Linked DNA regions of Mus musculus: region 1 is linked to region 2. A link is a loop called in an ENCODE intact Hi-C map of the cell type or tissue named here. Cell type or tissue: left cerebral cortex. All regions are shown on one strand. Each heading gives the region's core, and the rest is flanking DNA. Links, peaks and the distances in the headings are about the cores only. Region 1 has its middle 130 kb from the start of Cntn3. Region 2 has its middle 310 kb from the start of Chl1.

Region 1 (12,323 bases), core at 1,616-9,615, 610 kb after region 2:
GTGACTACTAAGCCCTTGATAAACAGGGTTTCAAGGATATTCAGATTCACACTTTAATATTATCATTTTAATCTTATTTTCCCGGATAATACACAATTTTTAGGAGATGTAGATCAGGATTGACATTGAATTTACCACCAGGTAAATCAGAAACATCTATTTCTTAGGACTTAGTAGTTCCAATAAACCTAATCAACAACAAAACATCACTTAAAGGAGTTGAAAATGATATTGGCAATATCACCTGATTTAATAATTAAATTATTTCTTTAAGTAAAATAGTGCTGTATTCATGTGTGTTTCTAGTTGAACTTACAAAGCCCAGAGAAATATTGGTATCCTTCATTTCAGATTGTTTAAAAGAGTAGTGAGATATCTCCCCTTATTATATGATGAAGAAACAAGAGTTCTTCTGCTGATATGGTATAAGGGCATTGGAAAAGCTCTGACCCTTGGATTCAGGAGAGATTGCCATTTTCTCTCCAGTGACTGTCAAAAGGCAGGACCAGCCAGGAGCACACAAGCACAAGGTGCAGAAGCAGCAGAGCAGCTGAGATAGGGTCTTTCCTGCCTCCATCTGCACCTAGGATGTGGGGATGTTCTGTAGCCCTCTGTGCAACTTTCCTGTCAAAGGAGAGCTTGTCTCCAGTGAGTGCTGACACAGGTTTACAGACCCACAGGAAGAACAAGCTCCAGCCAGACACAGCAAGAACATCTAACACTAGAGATTACTATTGTAGTAGGCCGGCCTGGCCTACATGAATTGGGTACTCCTGGAAGGCAGCCTGGGGCTGAAAGAGACTAGACTTTGAGAGAAATAATGAGGCCAAGACACGTTTTCTCTGATCAAGGCCCGAGAGTTTACTAAGAGACTGTGCTTGTGCTTAAAAGGGAGAAGGCCCATCTCTGCCCCCCCCCCCCCGCTGCCCCCCTGCCTCCCACCCCCGCCAGTCCATCCTTGGTGCTTTGTCGCCATGCTGTCAGCACTTGGTCCCCAGGCTGTTGCTTATTCAGTAATGTCTCAGGAAGACAGGTTCAACCTCCGGCAGGTAGCAACATTTCAGAGAAGAGCAAGGCAGTTGTCACTTCAAAAGAAGCCAGCCAAGTCAGAAAGCTGCACCTCAGATGGCCCCACCTCAGTGGTGACAAGGTCTTCACCAGCCCACTTCAAGCTGGGGGAGGCTACAATTGATAACCAGATGGCAAAAGGCAAACAGAAACCAAGACTACTTGGAATCATCAGAAACAAGGACTCCCACCACAGCAAGTCCTGGATACCTCAACACACTGAAAAAGAAAGATTAGGATTTAAAATCACATCTTAGGATGCTGACAGAGGATTTTAAGAAGGACATAAATAACTCCCTTGTAGAAATACAGGAGAACACAGGTTAACAGGTACAAGCCCTTAAAGAGGAAACACAAAAATCCATTTAAGGATTACAGGAAAACACAATCAAACAGGTGAAGGAATTGAACAAAACCACTCAGGATCTAAAAATGGAAGTGAAACAATAAAGAAATCATAAAGGAAACAAATGTGGAGATGGAAAACCTAGGAAAGAAGTCAGAAGACATAGATATAAGCATCACCAATACAAGAGATACAAAAGAGACTCTCAGGTGCAGAAGATACCATAGAAAGCATTGATACAATAATCAAAGAAAATACAAAATGAAAATATAACTTAACACAAAATATCCAGGAAATCTAGGACACAACGAAAAGACTGAAGCTAAGGATAATAGGTAAAGAGGAGAGTAAATATTTCCAACTTAAATAGCCAGTAAATATTATCAATAAAATTATAGAAGAAAATTTAAATTATAGAAGAAAACTTCCCTAACCTAAAGAAAGAGATGCCCATGAACATACAAGAAGCCTACAGAACACTAAATAGATAGAATCAGAAAAGAAATTCCTCCTGTCACATAATAATCAAAACACAAAATGCGCAAAACAAAACAAGAGTATTAAAAGCAGTAAGGGAAAAAGGCCAAGTAACTTATAAAGGCAGACCTATTAGAATTACACCAGACCTCCAACACAAGGAGGGAAACTACACCCTAGAAAAAGCAAGAAAGTAATCTTTCAACAAACCTAAAAGAAGATAGCCACATGAAGAGAATTCTAACTCTAACGACAAAAATAACAGGAAGCAATAATGACTATTCCTTAATATCACTTAATATCAATGGACTCAATTTTCCAATAAAAAGGCATAGATTAACAGACTGGTTACATAAACAGCAAACCCATCTCATACAGGAAACCTACCTCAGTGACAAAGACAGATACTACCTCAGAGTAAAAGGCTGGAAAACAATTTTCCAATTAAATGGTCCCAAGACAAATGCTGGAGTAAACATTCTAATATAGAATAAAATCAACTTTCAACCTAAAGTTATCAAAAAAGATAAGAAGGGAAACTTCATACTCATCAAAGGTAAATTCTATCAAGATGAATGCTCAATTCTGAACATCTATGCTCTAAATGCAAGGGCATCCACATTCATAAAAGAAATTTTAGTAAAGCTCGAAGCACACATTCCACTGCATACAATAATAGAGGGAGGCTTCAACACCTGACTCTCATCAATGGACAGATCCTGGAAACAGAAACAAAACAGAGACACAGTGAAACCAACAGAAGTTATGAAACAAATGGGTTTAACAGATATCTACAGAACATTTTATCCTAAAACAAAAGGATATACCTTCTTCTCAGCACCTCATGGTACTTTCTCCAAAATTGACCATATAATTGGTCACAAAACAGGCCTCAATAGACACAAAAATATTGAAATTGTCCCATGCATCCTATCAGATCACCATGGACTAAGGCTGATCTTCAATAACAACATAAAACATACACATGGAAGCTGAACAACACTCTACTCAATGATAATTTGGTCAAGGAAGAAATAAAGAAAGAAATGAAAGACTTTTTAAAGTTTAATGAAATGAATCCACAACATACCCAAACTTATGGGACACAATGAAAGCAGTCCTAAGTGGAAAACTCATAGCTCTGAGTGCCTCCCAAAAGAAACTGGAGAGAGAATACACTAGCAGCTTGTTAGCACATCTGATCACTCTAGAACGCAAAGAAGCAATTTCACTCAAGAGGAGTAGAGAGCAGGAAATAATCAACCTCAGGGCTGAAATCAATCAAGTGGAAACAAAAATACCTATACAAAGAATCAACCAAACCAGGAGCTGGTTCTTTGAGAAAAATCAACAAAATAGGTAAACCCTTAGCTAGACTAACTAGAGCACAGAGACAGTATCCTAATTAACAAAATCAGAAATGAAAATGGAGACATAACAATAGAATCCGAGGAAATCCAAAATATCATCAGATCCTACTACAGAAGCCTATACTCAACAAACTGGAGAACCTGGATGAAATAGACAATTTTCTAGACAGATACCAGATACCAAAGATAAATCAGGATCAGATAAACAATCTAAACATTTACATATCCCCTAAAGAAATAGAAACACTCATTAGTACTCTCCCAACCAAAAAGAGGCCAGGACCTGATGGGTTTAGTGCAGGGTTCTATCAGACAATCAGAGAAGACCTAATACCAATACTCCTCAAACTATTCCACAAAATAGAAACAGAAGGTACTCTACCCAATTTGTTCTATGAAGCCACAATTACTCTCATACCTAAACTACACAAAGACCCAACAAAGAGAACTTCAGACCAATTTCCCTTATGAATATTGATGCAAAAATACTCAATAAAATCTTTGCAAACCAAATCTAAGAACACATCAAAAGGATCATCCATCATGATCAAGTAGGCTTCATCCCAGGGATGCAGGGATGGTTCAATATATGGAAAGTCATCAACATAATCCACTATATAAACAAACTCAAATGGAAAAAAAATTGATCATCTCATTAGATCCTGAGAAACCATTTGACAACACCCCTTCATGATAAAAGTCTTGGAAAGATCAGGAATTCAAGGCCCATACCTAAACATAGTAAAAGCAATAAACAGCAAACCAGTAGCCATCAACAAACTAAATGGAGAGAAATTTGAAGCAATCCCACTAAAATCAGGGACTAGACAAGGCACTCTCTCCCTACCTATTCAATATAGTAGTTGAAGTCCTAGCCAGAGCAATTAGACAACAAAAGGAGGTCAAAGGAATACAAATTGGGAAGGAAGAAGTTAAAAATCACTAATTGCAGATGATATGATAGTATACTTAAGTGACCCTAAAAATTCCACCAGAGAACTCCTAAACCTCATAGAACACCCTCATAGAAGCAGGGCGAGGATGGATAGGGCAGGAGTTTCCTGGACGGGTGGCACCTGGAAAGGGAATGACATTTGAAATGTTAATAAAGAAAATATCCATTAAAATATTTACAAAAATGTAATATTGCTATATCATTTATTATTTTGTGGAGAGAATGAAGAAAGGAGAAGTGATAAGAATTGACCCGTTACCTTTTCTGGGATGAAAATTCTTCTGGATTTGATTCAGCATTTAAGGATTTGTGCTATATTTACCAAAGATGTCAAACTACCTTCATAGGCACTAGTGGATGCAATCCTCAGAGCAGCAGACATGGTCAGGGGAATCTGGAATCTGAACATGTTACAAATTGAAAAGAAAACTGAAGGTGTAAGGATAATGATCAATAGAGGTGCCACTGTTGTCAGTGAGAACACCAGTATCTGTCAGACATCTGGAAGTAGAACTTCTGGGCTGAAACATTGTCTTGGATTAAAAAACAACAGACTTGCATTTTGCTATGGGTTGCTAGGACAGCTATACTGTCAGAAATATTCTTGGCAAAGTAGATTCTACCGAGCAGTGTGGGACATGGATAAATTTGACCACTGTCAACAATGTATTATGACATTCCATATTATACCTACCATAGTCACACATGTTTATGTACAAAGATTTGAAAGTAACTTCTGTCAGAACCTGACAAACTTCTGTCTAATAGTGAATTCTAAATGATAATTTCACTTGGGCGCAATTGTTTGCTTATTATTAAATGTGTGAGGAAAAAACAGAGACTGCTGTATTCTTCCATTAAATGGAAAGTATCATGGAACTTAGATTTATGTTATGTTTTCAAGCTACTTGAAGCAATTTCAGGCTGGCTTTGGCATCATGTGGAAACCTTTAAGTGAAATTGTATACCAGTATGTACTGTTATTAGCATTCTCTATAATGCATTGTGAAGGGATATAGAATTTAAGTCTCTCTCTCTCTCTCTCTCTCTCTCTCTCTCTCTCTCTCTCTCTCTCTGTCTGTGTGTATGTGTGTGTGTGTGTGTTATGCAAACATACTTTTCTCCTTTTTCACTGCCTGTGTGTATGTGTGTGTGTGTGTGTGTGTGTGTGTGTCTGTGTGTGTGTGTGTGTGTGTGTGGTGGGGGTGGGATCAGAGAACACCTTGCAGGAGTCAGATCCACTGTAATATGTACTTTGAAAGTTGAATCCAGGTGATCAGGATTGGCCACAGGTAACTTTGTCCACAAGAGATGACACCTTTTTTTTTTTCTCTCTTTTTTTTTTAATTAGGTATTTTCCTCATTTACATTTCCAATGCTATCCCAAAAGTCCCCCATACCAACCCCCCCAATCCCCTATCCACACACTCCCCCTTTTTGACCCTGGCGTTCCCCTGTACTGGGGCATATAAAGTTTGCAAGTCCAAAGGGCCTCTCTTTCCAGTGATGGCTGACTAGGCCATCTTTTGATACATATGCAGCTAGAGACAAGAGCTCCGGGGTACTGGTTAGTTCATATTGTTGTTCCACCTATAGGGTTGCAGTTCTCTTTAGCTCCTTGGGTACTTAAGAGATGACACCATAAGTTTGTTTATTTGTTCATTATTTAATTGTTCATATAATTTATTTTGATCATATTTGATCATATCCTTCCCCTCCTACCCCAACTCCTCCCAGATCCCCACCCCCCACCTCCTTCCCTACCCAACCCCATGCTCTTGCCCTTTCTTTCTCTTTCCCTCACTGAAGAAGAAGTCATAAGCAAAAATGAATGCCTAAACAGATTGGTAGTACAGAACATGAAAACTTTGTTTGTGCAAGGCAAACCAAGACATTACAAGGTCGTGGCTTTTGTGATTCAGATCTTTAGTTCTTTCTTTTCTTGACGGTTTGGCTTCTCTGCCATAGGATATGCATTAAACATAGCCTAAAATTCACTTGTGAAGCAGGCTTGAATCCAATTTTTCACAACTCTTTGATTCATAAATGATGAATTTGTGTATTTTTAAGTTAATGCGTCTTCACTTAAATGTCTTAATACATTGTTTATGACGAAGACTCACAGAAACATGTTGTGCAAATAAGCTGCAAACTGAATGACTTTTATGAGCCCAGCATTCTTCCAATCTAGAGCTTTTTCTCCATTTTCCCAAATCACTTCCACAATTGATGGAATTTTCTTTGTTTTTTTCCCCAGCAGAGGGTGCACAATATTAAACCTTGGAAGCACCACAGAAATGGGTAAACTTGAAAACCCTGAGAAATGGAGGCAAAAATATAATTCTTAACTGCTCAAGGTATTGGACTTGATCATGAAGAAGGGCAATGACATAGCAGTGAAGTGCTGAGAGATGGGTATGGTTGTTAGAAATCACGAGACGCTATTTCCCTAGGAAAATGTGCAAAATCAGGGCAATGTGCTCATGAAATCACTATTAATTAAAAACAATTAATAATAAAAATCAAATAAAAGTATTTATCAAATATATATAGTTAAATTAAATAATAAATAATTAAACTAGTGTAAGTAAGCACCTTGCACAAATTGTACAGAGTACAGCAACATTTCCGTACACACAAATAAAAAATTTCAATTTAAGTACAGAAAATAGACAACTTAACTGGAATTAATTCAGGAAATCTTCAAATATGAGTCAGTATAAAACCCTCTTTAGCTATTTTGGATATGAAGCACAGGCATCCTAGATATAAAATAGGTAAGTTAAAGACGCCTGATACGGTAGGTTGAAACATTTGTTACAATTCATTCCTGCCTACAGCTATGCTTTTTGCCTGAAGATTTTTCTGTTTTCTTCACAGAACCAATGTGTATTTTTACCAATACTCTTGAGTTTGGTCGTCAGCACTTTGGTTTCCTCTGTCTTTTGTTCTCGTCCTCCCTACCTACAGCTAGATGCTGATATCATGACAGAAGCACAAGCTTCAGGTGTGTTTATGTAAGAAGATTCGTTCCTTGGGACCTCTGCCATCACAGTGAGAAAAAACTATCCTGAGTAATTGCTGTATCATCAGCCAGATTCTCAGAGTAAACACAAGTAGTGCAGACTGAGCCAAATTCAACAAGGAGCAGTGCCCAGTCAGAACCACACTTGAAGCTTTGCTCTCTAACTAAACACAGCTAGATCAACTCAACCACGAATATGTGAGTATGAATTAATGACTTTTTAAAAACCACAGTTTCTAGGAATATTTTTTACAAACTAATATTACATTTATAGTTTAAAAATACAATAGAATCCCCACCCCTCTGTAATATTCATCCATTCATTAGATCTATCTGCAACTGAATATAACTACTGAATATTATTTATCTTTCATTAATTTAACAGAAAGAATAAGTGTTGGCCCCGAAGCTATGATCAAAGCAGTGAAGACACAAAGTGAATAACTTAATAGTTCTTGGGTTTGGAAAGACATCTGAAGTAAGATACATAAACCAATAAATGCCACTGCTGTGGATAGCTCCATCTGACTGAGAGTTATTGAGTAAACTATTTTTCAGCCATTCAACTCTGTGCAAGTTCATGGCAGTTAAAGTGAAGTGTGAATTTCATCTCCTACCTTCATTTAAGATATCAAGATAAAAAGTTGAGGAGGCTGAATTCTTTTTTTATTTAAACTAAATTGAAAATTTTGGCACTAATTCTAACATAGCTTAAGAAGAACAAGTCCATGTCAGTTCAACAAGAATGAATTATCTACTTCCTCATGGCTCAGATGCCTACCCTGGGATCTTACTAAATCCAATGATTAGTGATGTCAGAAATGTCCTCTCCGTGACTCTAACAGTATCAGAAGGATTAAAATACAAAATAAAAATATTCTGTAGACATGATTGTACAAACCATATGTGAACTCCAGAAGTCTACCATGGATAGATTAAAGCATGAACAGAAAATTTAATTCAAAGCCAAATGTAGTGAGTCCTTTTGAGAAGCCCAGAACCTGCTAGAGAAGCCGAAGGAGGCATTCTGCCAGGTTTAAAAATGACAGAGATGGAGCTGGAGAGGCAGCTTAGTAGTTAATAGTATCTACTATTCTTTCCCAAAGCTGGAGTTCTGTTCCCAGCACTGGCCTATGGTCACTCACAACCCGAAACCCCAGCTTCATATGATCTCAAGCCATCTATGGCCTTTGCAGACACTCAGCTACAGATGTGGCCAGAGACACTTATAAAGACACAGATAAGTAAATATAAAACCAATCTTGCAAAAGGAGAGAAGGTGAAGTTAAAGGTGTTTAGGAAGGAAGAACAAGCTAGGATTGGAGGGTGATTACTAAGTTCAACTTCAGTTGTGTGCATTCTTAGCATTATTACTTACCAAACGACATAATTCAGAAAAGCAATGGCTCTTTGGGAAAGTTCAAAAGTGAGACAATTGTATTAAATTACTAATTGAAAATGTTTCATGGATGCTTGACATGGTCCCCTGATATTTCCTGCCTCAGATGTACTTCTGGATGACAGTTTGGAATCTGACAGGAAAAACAAAACCAAACCAAACCAAACCAAACCAAACCAAACCAAACCAAACCAAACCAAACCAAACCAAACAAAACAAAACAAAACAAAACAAAACAAAACTGGCAGTGGTGTGGAACTGGACCTCATTTGCATTGGAAATGAAATAGGAATTAATTTTTAGAAGCCTGAAACCTAAGGTCATCCTCAACCCTGGAGGTACTGAAGGCAGTGCTGACAAGTGATGCTCATGGAGATAATAGAACTAAAGATAACCTCAGCCTCAGTAGAATCAACTACTGTTTATCTGGGACTCAGTCCGCTTCATAGAACAGGCTTCAACATCAATCCTCATCCCCAACTATAGGAACACAGAAGAGAGCTAAGGTCAGGTAGATTCATGGAAGGAAGCATGAAAATGTATTGAAGCACTACAGAAAGATATTCCCTAATGATTGTCCTAAACAAAACCATGAAAATGGAGTCCCAAAACGTTTGTGATAAGTTTACTTCCCAAGGTGATTTTGCATCTTTGTGTATACTTACCATTTGACAGCATCAGGGTCCTACCACCTACTTAAAACATGCAAACAGGAGCAATGGCCATAACATCCTGAGGCTGACACTATGATTTCCATTTAATAACTCATACCTTTGGAACCATCACTGCTCATGCCTGTGGGATACTTCTGTATCCCAACTGAATCCTTTCTGTATCACTATGTTTTAAATGTATATTTAAATTATCCTTCAAGCAGTAGGGTTTCGTAAGACTCCTTCATCTACCCTTACTTTTGAGAAACCCATCCCCTAACCCTTTTTTGTTTTATCTTCATCCCCCTTAAATTGTTATCTCCCTGTACTCTTCTGCCCATTCTTTCATATCATATGTGCTCCCCATTTCATATTATATTTTAATATGGCTTGCAAGCATACAAATTCTCTTTTACTTTGTTAACACATACTTTGCATTTCCCCATTCCCACAACTACACTACTGCTTGAACCTTTTCACTCACTTCCAGTAGACCTTTTCTCTACTTTCTGGTCAACAACACTCTACTATCCCCTTTATCAAAATGATGTTTATGGAAGTGTTGGGAATTGTCTCCACTGTTATCTTCAAGACAATAGGAGTAAAGCACACCAGTAAGGAAAGCAAATCCTGAAGCATTTAGTGATCAAGATTCTGCTGATAGACACTGGCTCCTCTTTGCAGTGCTCTATTATGAGCTAATGCCATAGATATATGACATGAGGTGCTAAGGACTCTCCCAGGGTGGGGGTATATGAAGGTCTATACCTTCTAAAATATGTCTTTGTGATGCTGTTCCTATCTATTCTCAGACCAACATTTGAGGAGCACATATCTTAAAGAATTGAAATAATGAAAAATCTTATTTATCTTGTGCTCCTCTATTGCATACACATGGGAAAAAGACATGGGATTGAATCCAAGGATTCTTCTGATACACGTATTTATTGTTGCATCCTATTTTCTTTTGAGAGGTTCTACAGATTAACAGAACTACATGTCTTTAAATATGATCTTTGTATAACCCTGTGATGGAGGGTGAACAGACATCATCCTGTGACTCTTATTTGACCATTGTACCCTTGTGAAAGTCTGAAGAGCTTAATTAAAACAGAAGGCCCCAGGGGTTGGAAGCACTAGGTTATCATCTGTACTTTGGGATGTTCAATAAGTCACTGAACTTATATTGAATATATGATGAAGCATTTCAGGAGGCCAAAACCAGTGAAACCCTGAGGCAAATTTAAGCCTTCCCATAAGAGAGGTCATGTCTCTGCTGAGTCAGCTGTTTTGGGGAATGAGACTTCATTTCAAGATGGAGTTTTGATTAAGAACTGATAGAAGGTTTACTCAAAATCTTAAATGAGCAACTGGCATCTCAGGAAGCAAGTGTCTTAATTAGGATTACTGTTGCTGTGTTGAAATACCAGGACCAAACTTTCACTCACAGTTCTATATAATAGTTCATCATTAAAAGCAGTGAGGACAGGAACTCATGCAAGGCAGGAACATAGAAGCAGGAGCTGTTATAGAGGCTGTGGAGAGGTGCTTCTTCCTGGCTTGTTCCCCACAGCTTGTACAGTCTTCTTTCTTACAGAACCCAGGAACACCAGCCAAGGAATGAAACAGCCACACTGGGCTGCCCCTTCCCCTATAGATCATTGCTTAAGAAAGTGCCATACAGGGGCTGGTGAGATGGCTCAGTGGGTAAGAGCTCTTCCAAAGGTCCAGAGTTCAAATCCCAGCAACCACATGGTGACTCACAATCATCTGTAACGAGATCTGGCTCCCTCTTCTGGAGTGTCTGAAGACAGCTACAGTGTACTTACATATAATAAATAAATAAATCTTTAAAAAAAAAAAAGAAAGTGCCATACAGCTGAATCTCATGGAGGCATTTCTCAATTGGAGATCCCCCCTCCCTGATGACTGTTGCTTGTAAGAAGTTGACATAAAACTAGCCAGTACAGGGACTGAGCATCCTCATATCTGAATCAAAAGCCATGGTTTCCACTCATGCCCAGAATCTTCCCCAATGCATTCCATGTCACCTCAAATCAGAGATGATCTGTAAACAGATTTGCCTGGGTTTTCTCTATTAATTTTCTCCCCTGGTGTACAGAGGAAGGAAAGAAAAGGAAAAAATTGTATGCTGTAGCTTTTGATGGAAGCAGGTTTAGGGGCTCTAGAACTTTTCCTGTGGATATCACAATCCATGTAATACAAGTGCATTTGCCTCATTTGTAGCAGGGAGTACTGACACAAGACTTGTTAGTCACAACATCCTCTCTCTTTGCCAGCAGAGAAAGAATCTAAGATAGACTGATGTTAGTCTTTAGGCATCTTTCATTCATATCTCTGTTGGAACTGTTGAGGGGCAGTCTCTGTCAGATAGAATAGAGTCTGAGAGAATGTCAAGTCAGGAAGAGTTAGGAGCCACCAATAGAAAGCAGGTAACAGATACTGAATTCAGTACAAAGGAAGAAGGGAGGTTTCACGTATTGATGAGAGAAGATTTGAGGCTTTGAATCTAGAGTGTTTGAAATTGATATCAACACTGGGTTTTACATTTCTATGACAAATAGGTTTTCCTTTGTGTTTGGGTATCTATTATTTGATATCAAAGGCTCGGTAACCTTGAATACTAATGAGAGTAACCAGAGTGCAGAGTTGGATTTGTACTTAATTTAGAGTGTAGTTGCAAGTTTTTTGAACTGAAGATGTGGAGTGGCATATGAGAGAGGTGACAGGCTATGAAATGAATTTGCTATAAATCAATTGCAGTTTACTTATAAAAAAATAAAAGAGGAAGACAGAGTGGCATATGAGTGGATAATAAGAAAGTTAAATGGGCAAATAAAAGAATTTTCTCTGGACATGAATTAGATATTGATTAAAATATATAGATGTCTTCTGATTCATTTTTAATAGTTTGGTTACGTAAATAGGTGAAGAATGTGCAGAAGGAGACTATGCCACATAACTAGAGGTGTACAGTGTGTAGTACATATCTATGAAATAATTTTTTAT
Region 2 (12,323 bases), core at 1,494-9,493:
ATCATGTATGTGGAGTGCCTGTGGAAGTCAGAAGATGTTGGAATTAATTTTAAGTATAGTTGTGAGCTGCCATGGAGCTCTGCACATTGGAGCTGGGATTTCTAAAAAAGTAGCTTGTGCTGCTCTCAGCTGATGTCTGATCTCTCCAGCCCTGATTGTCCTATTTTTTTTTAAAATAATTTGACATATGTATATATTTATTTCAAATATTTGTTGTTTTAGAATTTACTGCTGTAATTTTTTAAACTTCAAATTCTCATTTTCCTTTAATATAATGATTTTAATTTATTGTTTGAGAGTTTCATGTACATGTAAAATATATTTCAACCAAATTTATACTCTCGCTCTCTCTCTCCCTCTCTCTCTCTCTCTCTCTCTCTCTCTCTCTCTCTCTCTATCTTTACCTTAGTTCTCTCTCACATCTGCATCACAATTTTTCATCTTTTTATTTGTTTAATTTTTAAAACCCCTGAGACCAATTAGTCTGGCCATATACTCATGCCTGTGGATGTATGCCACTGGAGTATGTTCAAAATAAAAGAGATATTCCCCCTAAGAAAGCTACTGGTCAACAACTGTTAATAACTCTTCAGCTGGACTGAAGGAATGACCATCCAGAGACTGCCCCACCTGGGGATCCATCTTATATACAGTCACCAAACCCAGAAACTATTGCAGATGCCAACAAGAGCTTGCTGACAGGAGGCTGATATAGCTGTCTCCTGAGAGGCTCTGTCAGTGCCTGACAAACACAGAAGTAGATGCTCACAGCCATCCATTGGATGGAGCACTGGGTCTCCAATGAAGTAGCTAGAGAAAGGACCTAAGGAGCAGAAGGGGTTTGCAGCCCCATAGGAGGAACAACAATATGAACTAACCAGTACCCCCCAACCCCCACTGATCTCCCAGGGACTAAACCAACTAAAGAAAACACATGGTGGGAATCATGGCTCTAGCTGCATATGTAGCAGAGGATGGCCTAGTCGGGCATCAATGGGAGGAGAGGCCCTTGATCCTGTGAAGGTTCTATGCTCCAGTATAGTGGAATGACAAGGCCAGGAGCTGGAGTGGGTGGGTTGGTGAGCAGGAGAAGAGAGAAAGCAAAGGGGCTTTTTGGAGGGGAAACCAGGAAAGGGGAACATTTGAAATGTAAATAAAGAAAATATCTAATAAAAAATAACCCCTCAGCTGTAGGAGGGAGCTCATTTGCCTCTTCCCTCCACTATACTGAAATGTTGATTAGCTTGGTCTTGTGGGGTCATCCCCAGTGTTGATTAGCTTGGTCTTGTTGGGTTATCCCCAGGCTATCACAGCTGCAGAATTCATCAGTACAGTGGTCTTGGCACATCTAGAGAAGAGACAACTTTCATGTTGCTTTCTTTTTAATTTGAGCGTATTTTGTTGACAAATCAAAACTTTCTGTATTCAACATGAACAACACAATGAGTTGATCCATTTGTAAGTTGTGTGACGATTATAACAATCACATTAATTAAAACAACATCACCTCCCATTTAATGCATTAGCTGCAGATACCACAGACACTGCTAGAAGAACTAGAGACTTCTTTAAAGAACTGAGTTATTTGTTGCATGTTTAACTGGTTGGTTCTTCTAAAACATGAACATAAAGCAAAAGAAATGAGGAAAGTGATATGTGGTTTTATTTTCCCAATTATTTTACTTTCCAATTATTCTTTATGTGTCAGTATGTATAAGAGAAATGTGGGACAGAACTAGGTAAATATGCACAACCACTTTAGATAATCACTTCCCCAAATGTCCTGCAGTAAACATTGTGTACACTTTGAACTACACCAAAAGTCATTTTATGTCTGTATGTCTATCAGAACACATATACAAACACTCATAGCATATTTGTTCATAATGCCTCCTAATGGGAAAAAAGAAAACCACATTCCATAGTAGATTTGATAAACTGGAATATAGTCACAGACATGACACAGGACTGAAATTAAGTAAACCACTTGCACACATATTCATTTGATTGATTGTTATAAACTGAATACTCACAAATGGGGCACATTCTGTAGGATTTCATTTGTGGAAAGTACTCCTGGCAAAATTAAACTGTGCTGATAGACAGCATGGAGCTACCTTTAAAAGGTTATGACTTGGCAGGAAGAAGGCACAGGGTGCTTAAAGGTTTCTATGGATTTTACATAGCCTCAGTCTGGGAAGTATATATGGGCGAAGGAGGGGGTGATTCTGTATATAAACTTTAAAAACTATATGCAAAGATTTCCTGTGTGTAAGATACTAAAAATAAAAAGAAATAAAAATCACTTGAAAAGGTAGGTTTACTTGAAGCAGGGATTGTTGGTATAATTGGTCTTGGGTTTTCACAAATGCATAATATCAGAAGAAAATTCTCAAAACCACTCAATCTCTTTACCTCTGTGTCAAGACAGGCACAGAAAGTTAAGAAGCATAAGGCATACACGGCTTATCTAGGAAATAGAGGACGTAGGCCTCAACCTGTGCTTCCCTTTAGAAGACAAGAGGGGTCCAAACTAGTTCATAGAATATCACCTAGTGCTTTCTTAGTTCTTTTGAGAAAGAACCTCAGCAGCCCTTTTTCAGACTGTGTGCACACGAAGAAAACAAAATTCAAAGAATCCTATGTTGATATACTTATCATCATTTCAAGAGAAATCAAAATTTATGAATAATGAGAGCTTGAAAAAGTTCTTAATTTTAAAAATATCATACAAGGCTTTACACAGCATTGTGATATTTTCAAACCAAGTGTATTTTTGTAGCTTCTTTTCTCCCTTCACATCCCTATTCCAAATAATCCCCCTCTTGTAAACCCCCAACTACTCTTTCCCACTTTCTTTCAAAATAATAATATTTAGAGGAAATTCTTATGATTATCATAATGAAATAGTGCTACAAACCATCAGAGGAAGGCATCACAGTTAAAAGATGGAATGGAAATCTTCATTTCTGTGGGTGGTAACCCAATCAATAACATTCCCACTACTGTTTCTGTTTCCTTCTTAATGAAAGAAAATGTCAGCCTGGTGAATAAATCTGAATGAATGGAATTCATTTATGATTACACTCAAATTTTTTGGCCCAAGTAAATAACCATACTGAGAACACTGACTCTGAAAAGTGCTTCTTATTCACTGACAAAATTGACTGGAATTTGGATAGTAAACGAGGAGTAGTGGAGTGGGAGAAAAAGACAGGTGCTCAAAGAAAGACAGCATTAAAACAGAATTAAGGCTCAGGACCCAAGAGTCTACAGCGTAATTACTGGTTGCAGTCATTCCTAAGGTGCCACCTACTTTGTCCCTTACCATTGGGGACCCTAAAATAATTGGTAGAATATTTTCTAGTTCCATCCATTTGCCTGCAAAACTCAGGATGTCCTAGTTCTTGATAGAGGAGTAGTATTCCATTCTGTTCAACTACATTTTCTGTATCCATTCTTCTGTCGTGGGACATCTGAGTTGTTTACAGCTTCTGGCTCTTACAAACAAGGCTGGCACATACACAAACATAGTGGCACACACACCCCTGTGGCATATTTTGGGTATATTCCCAAAAGTGGTATTGCTGGGTCTTCAGGACGATCTATTTCCAATTTTCTAAGAAACCTCCAGTTTGATTTCCAGTTTGCAATCGCACCAGTAATGGAGGAGTGTTCCTCTTTCTCCACATCTTCACCAACATGTGTTGTCACCTGAGGTTTTGATCTTAGCCATTCTGGTTGGTGTAAAGTGGAACCTCAGGGTCATTTTGATTTGCACTTTTCTGGTCACTAAGGACTTTGATCATTTCTTTAGGTGCTTCTCAACCATTTGAGATTCCTCTGTTGCGAATTCTTGATTTAGTTCTATACCCCATTTTTTCCATTGGGTTGTTTGTTTTTTATTTTGGTAGTTAGCTTCTTGAGTTCTTTATATATTTTGGATATTAGCCCTCTATTAGATGTAACCCAAAATGACATGCATGATATGTACTCACTAATAAGTTGATATTTACCAAAAAGGAAAAAAAGAAAAAGTACTGAATACCCAAGATACAGACCACAGAACTCAAAAAAGGTCAACAAGCTGAAGGGCCTCAGTCCCACTTGGGAGGGAGAAGCAAGCAATCACAAATGGGGAGGTAAAGTGGATTGGGGGAGGGGGAAGAGGGGCACATGATCTGGTATTGGATGAAGTAAAAAAACACTGAAGCCCTGAGGGACAGCAGAAAGAATGGAAACAGGACACCTCAGAAAGTCAGAGTTTGGGGGAACCCACCAGAATGCACCAGAGAACTGGCAGGTGACAGAATCTCAGGACTCAAAGAGAGGAACATTGGATGAATTGCTGGGCAATAGGGAGAGGGAACTTATAGAGCCCACACCCAGCAGGAAGACAGGGCCTCAGGGAAGGGAAGCAGTTGCCATCCTACAGTCAAAACTCTGACCCAAAATTGTTCCTGTCTGAAAGAATTACAGGGATGGAAATGGAGAGGAGCCCGAGGAAAAGAAGGTCCAGCCACAGGCCCAAAGTGGGATCCAGGTCAAAGGGAGGTCCCAAGGCCAGACACTATTACTGAAGCTATGGAGTGCTCACAAAAAGAGACCTATCTTGACTGTCATCTGAAAGACTCAACAAGCAACTGGAAGAGTCAGATGTAGATACTTGCACCCAACCAATGGACAGAAGCTGCTGAGCCCCATGATTGAATTAGGGAAAAGCTAGAAGAAGGTTATGAGAAGGGTGACCCTGTGGGAGGACCAACAGTCTCAATTAACTTGGACTCCGAGATCTCTCAAACACTGGACCACCAAACAGGCAGCATACACCACCTGATATGAGGCCCCCAATACATACACAGCAGAGGGCTGCTGGGTCTGGATTAAGTCAGAGAAGATGCACCTAACCATCAAGAGATGGGAGGCCCACGAGTTTAGAGGTCTGATTGTGTGGCAGGTGGGTTGGGGTCATCCTCATGGAGATAGGGTGTTGGAAGGAGATATGAGATGTGAATAGGTTGGAGAGTGGACCAGGGTGGGGGGGATTAATAAAATCTGAAGTGTAAATAAATAAATAAATAAATAATAAAAGATTAAAAAAATTGGAAACATGAAGAAACAGGAAAGTTGTACAATATAGGGAGAAAGGGTAAGAGACGAGGACAGAGAGTTGTGGAAATTTAGCAAGATGTTCTCTATGTTTTCAAGGTACTCTCACTCAGTAAGGATATGAAATTAGCCATACAGAGGCAATAACTAAGTACTTTTCAGCTAAACTATACAGATATGATTACAATGTGAAAAAAATAGAAACTGGACATTTCAATAAACATAAGGAAATAAGGGGCACTGGATTTTGTAACATGCATATAGATTAAAAAATTCTCCTGACTTCTTTATCATTATAACCATGGTGTATAGAATGCAGCACTTTTTGGTGAAGGACTTCCCTGCCAAAAGCTCAGGCAAGTATGGGAGAGTCTTTGGATTTTACTCTGTATACTTCTAGGGATTTGTGGTCAAGGCAAGGACATAATACTGTGACCTGGATTTGTATGTCTTCTCTGTCTGCTAACATTTTTATGTCAGAAAATGTCTTGGAAAACACTGTATCAAGGTGTGGTCGACAGGATATTTGATTGATTGATTGATTGATTGTTCTTGTTGTTCGTTTCTAGTATTTTCCATAATGTCAGTTTGGATTGAGGGTAATAATAAAGTAGTGCCTTTTATGCAGGTTATAATTTAACTAATGTTAAGTAGGATTTTTACTTAATCAGAAGTAAGATAGATAAGTGCATCTTTGACGTGTTACTGGCTCTGATAGTTTGATTTTGTGGTATATTGAAGAGATATTGTGGCATATTGTGGATATATACTCAGAATTATCCATCTATATGAAGTAACCCACCTCAGCTATGGTATATATTTTCATCTCCTAATTTTTAAAAAAAAATTTAAAAGAAAGTAATATTTGCTACATAGCACCGTTTTTCAAAAACACATTTTGTATCATTTTCTCTTTTGTTCCTTGTTATTTACATTCAGACATGATCAGAAAAGTCCACTAGAGGGCTCTCTAACCTGAATTATTTCTAGTTTCTGTAATGAAGTTGAATTTTTAGACTTTGAATGTCTTGCATGTGTGTGGAATCTGGGAAAACTTTGCTGTCTTCTGCATGAGAGTCAGTCATGCATGACCTTAACAGATGAGAGAGACATCTAAAAAGAGTGCACACTTTCACACTGAGATGGCTGAATGGCTTTTATTTGCATACACATAAGTGAGTTCTGCCCCCATATTTTACAGAGTTCCTTTGAAAAGTTTCCATGCTTTTGAGTGAAGATGGAAAACCGGAAAGCCCCTTAACAACAGTGACCACCTGCTGGTATGGTCTTTTTCAATTTGCAAGAAACTCTTAGAGTCTATCAGCTAGAAATAATTACAAGAAACACTTTTCAGTCCTCATATTCAATCATGGAAGAAATACAAAGAGTTTAATTCAAAAGAAGAATTTTCGTCCTCAGAGATAACTTCTTGGTCTTTAGATAAACTTGCCCTTATTTGTTACACTAAATAAATCTCAGAAGTTGAGCTAAGTGCATTGCAGATATAGAGATTGCTACAATGTGTAACTTTAACATAATGAGGTATGGTTGCATATGAATGCAAAGAAATTGTGAGGTTTTTTGCCAGTAAACACATAAATTGGTTCTCTATAATTTGAGTCTTAAAGCATAAAGTAAAAATGCCACCACATTTTAGTAATTCTGGAACCTTCTTATATCTTTTAGTCCCATATGTTTTTTCAAGGCAAGACGGGGTTAGCGAACAACGGACAGGGTATCTGTGACTGCTAGTGTTGATTGCCAAATTGACAGAATCTATAATCACCAGAGAGACATTGTTCTAGACATTTATGTATGTTGAGGGCTTCCCTTAATTATGGGCAGAGCCATTCCCAGAGTAGGGGATCTTAGCATGTTTAACATGCACAGATGGAATCACTCAGCAGTGTTCATCCATCTTGCTTCCTGGCCACACATGCCCAGCTAAGCGCCTTGCTCCTGTCGTTCATCCCCTGATTGCAGGCTTTCCCTGGCACCATGAATTCTGTCTTAATGGAACAGTATGTCAAAACAAACAGTTTTTCCTTCAAGTTGTTTTTGTCGGTGTATTTTAGCACAGCTATGAGAAGGTAACTAAGATAGTGTTCCAACTGAGAAAAGCCAACATGGAGCAGGAGCTACAGCCACTATATTGAAAGGAATTCACCCAAGTTCTAAACCAATCCTTGAAAGTTACTTCTCTAAAGTTCCTCAAACTATCCTGCAAGGCAAATGTACTAAAATGCTCATGGACAAAGTATAGTGACTCTAAAGAGCTGAGTTGGAAATGTGGCCACAAGAAGTCACAAAATATATCCACTGCCTTTCTGCTTGTCATTATTTCTATTCTCAAAATCAATGCAAACTCAAGCCCTGTAAGAGAGGCTGCGTATAAGAAGCTATTCATCACCAATTCCAACTAAAAGCAACAGGGAACTTCGAGAAGAGCCTGTTGTGTTTATGAATCAGCTTGCATTCATAACAAGTACATTAAGACACAATTGACTCAAGGTCTCCAATGTTAAGGATAGAGAAGCTTGAACACAGCTTATAATGGCTCTGCATCCAGGCAGCAACAACATAGGTTCAGTGTATACAGAAATATCATGGATTGATAACCATGTCCCATAATGATCTGAACTGATATACAACTTCTACTGGGTAAGCTTAGAATGGGAGCTACCACAGGGACTTGTCATGTCCTCTAGGCAAAGAACCGTTTCTCTTCCTATTACATAGAACAGTGCTTTTAAAATGGCATAGTTTCCTAAAACAAACAAACAAACAGAACACAAACAACTACACTGCTGGGTTCTTAAACATTCATAGACTGAGGAAACACTAGGTACTTTGTCACCCCTGTAGGTCCATTGAAATAGTTTGAAGGGTAAGTAAAGATTCTGTGACGACTTTACAAAGAACTCTGAAAATAAAAACAGAATTAATTTATTATTCAACAACAGGGGGTTGATTAATACACTATCCAGAAAGGATTCACAAACTATATATGCTAGCATATGCTACATGGAAATAGCACCATTAGTTCTCTCTCTCTCTCTCTCTCTCTCTCTCTCTCTGTTTCTGTGTGTGTCTTTCTCTCTCTTTCACACCCAAACACACAGACACACACATTATGCAGCCATGGATGGCCTGAAACGCTTGCTGTGCAGACTAGGCAGCTTTCACACTTCCAGAGAACCTCTTGCCTTTGCCTCCTGAGTTCCTAGATACAAAATGCACTCCATCATATCCAGTTCCCTTTCATAATATTAAAAAGTGGGAAAAGCAGGCTAGTGCATTCTTCCTAGCATTTTTAATGATGTTAGAAAAATCACATTCCGCTGTACGCTGAAATACATTCATACACATAAAACTGAATCACTATTTACCCTTGCTCTATTTACTTTCTTGCCTTATATTCTATGTAGATTAATTATTTTAATGCTGATCTCTACCCACTGTTACTCTAATATACTAATTGGTCATAATTCACCGGAAAGAGTGAATATCACTCAATGAGATTATCATTTATGTTTGGAATAAGTTTCTGTAAAAACATTCTTTCACATGAGAAACACAGTACATATTACACACTGAGATGCAGACAGCAGCTCTTTCTGTATGTCACAGAATATGATTTTTTTTCTTTCCTTCTTACCCCCATTAGCTTGTCTTCTTTCAGGAAAAAATAATTCTTGGATAACTGGTGAGATAAATTGTCTCCCAGCAAAGAAATGTTGCAAACATTTTCAAATTACTTCAACATTTTCATTTTTAATATCAAATTGTATCCCCACCCCAACCATCAGTGGACTGAGCTACCTTTTCTACCAGGCATTCTAAAGACATCTCCTTCCTTACATTTGGAGTGCCTCAAGATAGAAACAACAATAACAACAACAACAACAAACTAAAACCAACAAACAAAATGTAAACAAACAAACAAAAAAAATAACCCAGATGGACAGAAAGAAAAGGAAATAGAAAGAATGACATTTCTTGACCTAATTCATGTGTGTGTGTGTGTGTGTGTGTGTGTGTGTGTATGTTTGTGTGTGTCTCTGTGTGTCTGTGTGTGTGCGTTTTCATGCTTTGAATCAATAGTTTATGGTTTTGTTTTTCTAAAGACTCCACCTGGATATTTAAGGATTCTAACAGGCCTTACAAGCCATTAGCTCCATGGAGTTGAGATAATTATATCCTGTTTTTCTGTGTCCATATCTTACTTATTAGAAAATAATCTGCCTTGACACCTTGATATCTTAACACAGGATTGGCTCAGAGGATTCAGTAGGATAACTGCTCCATGACCATCTTACACGTGCATCTAGTTTAGAGTTATTAATGATAACTCAAAAGTCATACTTTTTGCCTTTCACCAATTTCCCACACAGTGGAAATGGTGAAAAACGAGTGCCTTCAGAATGCATTAGATTGAACTCAGTGGCTAAATCAGGTCTAATGCTCCTTTTCACCAAACTATGTATAAAGTTACTTTTACTGCCATCAGGTCTGTGGGCACTTGAATTAATAGACCCATAAAATGACAGGAAAAGCTACTGGCATGGGAGTGGCAGTGTCACCTGCTCCCTCCCGTAATGGTGTCTTTATAGGAAGAGTCCACACTTTCTGTGTGTGTCTACCTTTTAGTATTACAGGTTATCCTTGGACGCACTGTATTTAAAAGTTGGCACCAGAGGGATGAAAGGCTTCTGTGTATAACTGAAAATGCTAAGGGTCTTCCTTGAGATCACCCCACTTCCTGTCAAAAGGCAGTTGCTGAAATTGGGGAAACATATCTCTAGAAACAGATTATAAGACTTTTAATATGTGAGACTCCCTCTCCTTGCATTTTATTCTTTTGCTCTTCGTTCTTTGCCCCCCCTACTCCTCCCTCCTCTTCCCTACTTCTCCCTCCTTCCCCTCCCTCTCTATAGCCCCCATCCCCAATACTGGCCACACACCCTTCCCTCTCCTTCTCTACCTCTCCCTGACTCCTGTGCTCCAGTGTTTGTCTCCACCTCTCCCTAATTCCTTTGCTTCAGTGTTTGGCATGATGGGTGTGAGCCGTCATACCCAGCACAATATTTTCCTAAACGAGGGGCTGTTAGTTTTGGATTCCCATGAGGACCTCTGAGAATTGGCAGCCTGTGAGCCACATCCCCGCCTCCGAAGGAATTTTTCTCAGCCTTTGGGAATTGTATATACTTTTGAGATTCCTCATAAATATTAAAAGGCAGAGGTTCCACAAAGCACACCACCGTGGTTTTTCAGCTCTTCTACTGAGGGATGTTAGCATCCATGCATGCTGTGGTTGCATTTCTGCAAAGCAGCTTTCCTTCACCTGGATGACAATGAAAACTATAGGATGGTCAGTCACGAGGATGCAGGCAGTACAGGAAGCTACCCCTCATGCCCACACCTCTTTCAGTCATTCCTGTCTCCTGATAAACTTCCCAGACATTTGAGCTTGAGGCTTCTATGAGAAGTAAACGCTGAAAGGTGATTAATTTAAAATATAAAATAAAAATAAATTAGGAAGAATTAGGAAGTATCCAAACCAAACGACAGACATTTCCTGCAACTTCTTTCCCACTGCACATCTACATTTTAGGTCTTATTTCCGAGCCTCATTAGCTTCATCTTCTTGCATTTGCATTCATTCAGTTCCTTGCACAAGCTCTTGCCTCTGGGGAGTATTTTTGTCCAACACAGATAACAGCGTCTGATCAGCTCACCTTGCCGGGTTACTGTCACGCTCCTAGTGTAAGCATGCTATATAAATGCAAATACTATGATATTCATTATCACTTATGCTCAGCACTGTAGGTTCTTGCAGGCCTCACTGCTCCAGCAGCCTTTAAGTGTGGCACATCAGCAGTAAGAGGGGAAGCTGGTTAGGGGCCTTTCCATTTCGATTTGCCCAGTGCTATGTTACTTTTTGGACACTGATGTTGAGGTCGCTCTCTTCCTTTGTCAGTGCAGCACTCAGCCCAGCTTCAATAACAATAAAATAACCCCATTGGGTTCTTGTGAGAAGAAACAGAGTGCAGACTCACCAATTTAAACATGGCTCTGCACAGAGATTGAAGGAAGAGAGCAGCAGCTAGCAGCAGGCTTGCTCCTGTCAGACTGGCTTCCCAGAGCTGCATTATCTTTGTTTAGATGTCATATGATATTTTGTAAAGCATTAGGTGTTTTACACACACACATACACACACACACACACACACACACACACACACACACACACACACACACATACACTAAAAACAAACCAAAAATGTTTAAATTAAAAGAGAGGCAAGGAATCCGTCAATCAAATGACCTGCAGTAACTCCATAGTCCATCATGGCCTCCAGCTGAGCTTCAGTCTACACCACTCTGCTATCTAGTCACCAGGCAGAATATTTCATCTGTGCTATTAACTCATTTAATGTTATCTTATTGAGGATGGCACCTAGAGCATCAGGTATGGGAGGCAAACACTCTACTACCTAACATGAAGTTAAAGCCGCTACCCTGATTTTATTTTGGTTATTAATATTGATTTGTGGGGGGTGTGGGATGTGTATGTGTCAAAGAGAAAGAACAAGAGAGATTCAGACACACAAAGAGAGACAGACAGAAAGACAGAGAAAAGAGAGAGACAAAGAGAGACAGACTAGAATCTATGTGTGTGCTTGTGCCCGTAAAAGCTAAAGAAAAGCATTGTGCGCCCTGGAGCTAGAATTCCCTGACATTCTGAGCCACATGATGGCTTCTAGCAAGGAAACTCAGGTCCTCCTGACAAACAACAAGATCTTTCAGCTATTGTTTTCTCTCCATCCCCAAACTTCTACTGTATTTTAAAATTAATTTCCAGTGGTCCATATGGTGACTGGCATCAGTTCATGTTCAGTTTTGGATGTGGTTGAATGATAGAATAACTCCTCCAGTGTTTCTGTACTTGAATTTGTCCAAGATAAGACTTCCGGTTTCTATTCCAGGATTTTGTAACCACGTGATACAGTTTCATTGAGTCTTCTATTTTCTTGAATCTCATTTTCAGTTCTGTGAGTCCTTTTGGCTTTCTCTCTGTATGTCTCTTACCTGGACTACTCCTGAAGGCATCCTTCTTTAGCATCTTGCTCTTTACTGTTGATAGTCAAAGAACAAGTTTTAAAATCAAACTCTGATCATTTCCATTGTGCTCTACATTCTCTAGTATCTTT

Evidence for each region. A loop is a pair of places that touch in the nucleus more often than their neighbours do. Peaks named below come from ENCODE experiments on the same cell type or tissue, not always from the same donor. Only the 100,000 strongest peaks of a DNase experiment are listed, where the experiment ranks them.
Region 1: it touches region 2 in a loop (2.2-fold over the local background); 3 of 42 quality-filtered maps call a loop at or near these places.

Annotation. Positions count from the first base shown.
Region 1 is chr6:102,584,509-102,596,831 of GRCm38, reverse strand. No RefSeq gene overlaps it. Among named protein-coding and RNA genes, the nearest start is that of Cntn3, 130 kb to the right of the region's middle. In left cerebral cortex, for the core only: a CTCF peak has its summit at 6,468 (motif pointing right); a DNase peak (open chromatin) is centred at 6,457.
Region 2 is chr6:103,195,617-103,207,939 of GRCm38, reverse strand. No RefSeq gene overlaps it. Among named protein-coding and RNA genes, the nearest start is that of Chl1, 310 kb to the left of the region's middle. In left cerebral cortex, for the core only: a CTCF peak has its summit at 6,068 (motif pointing right); a DNase peak (open chromatin) is centred at 6,101.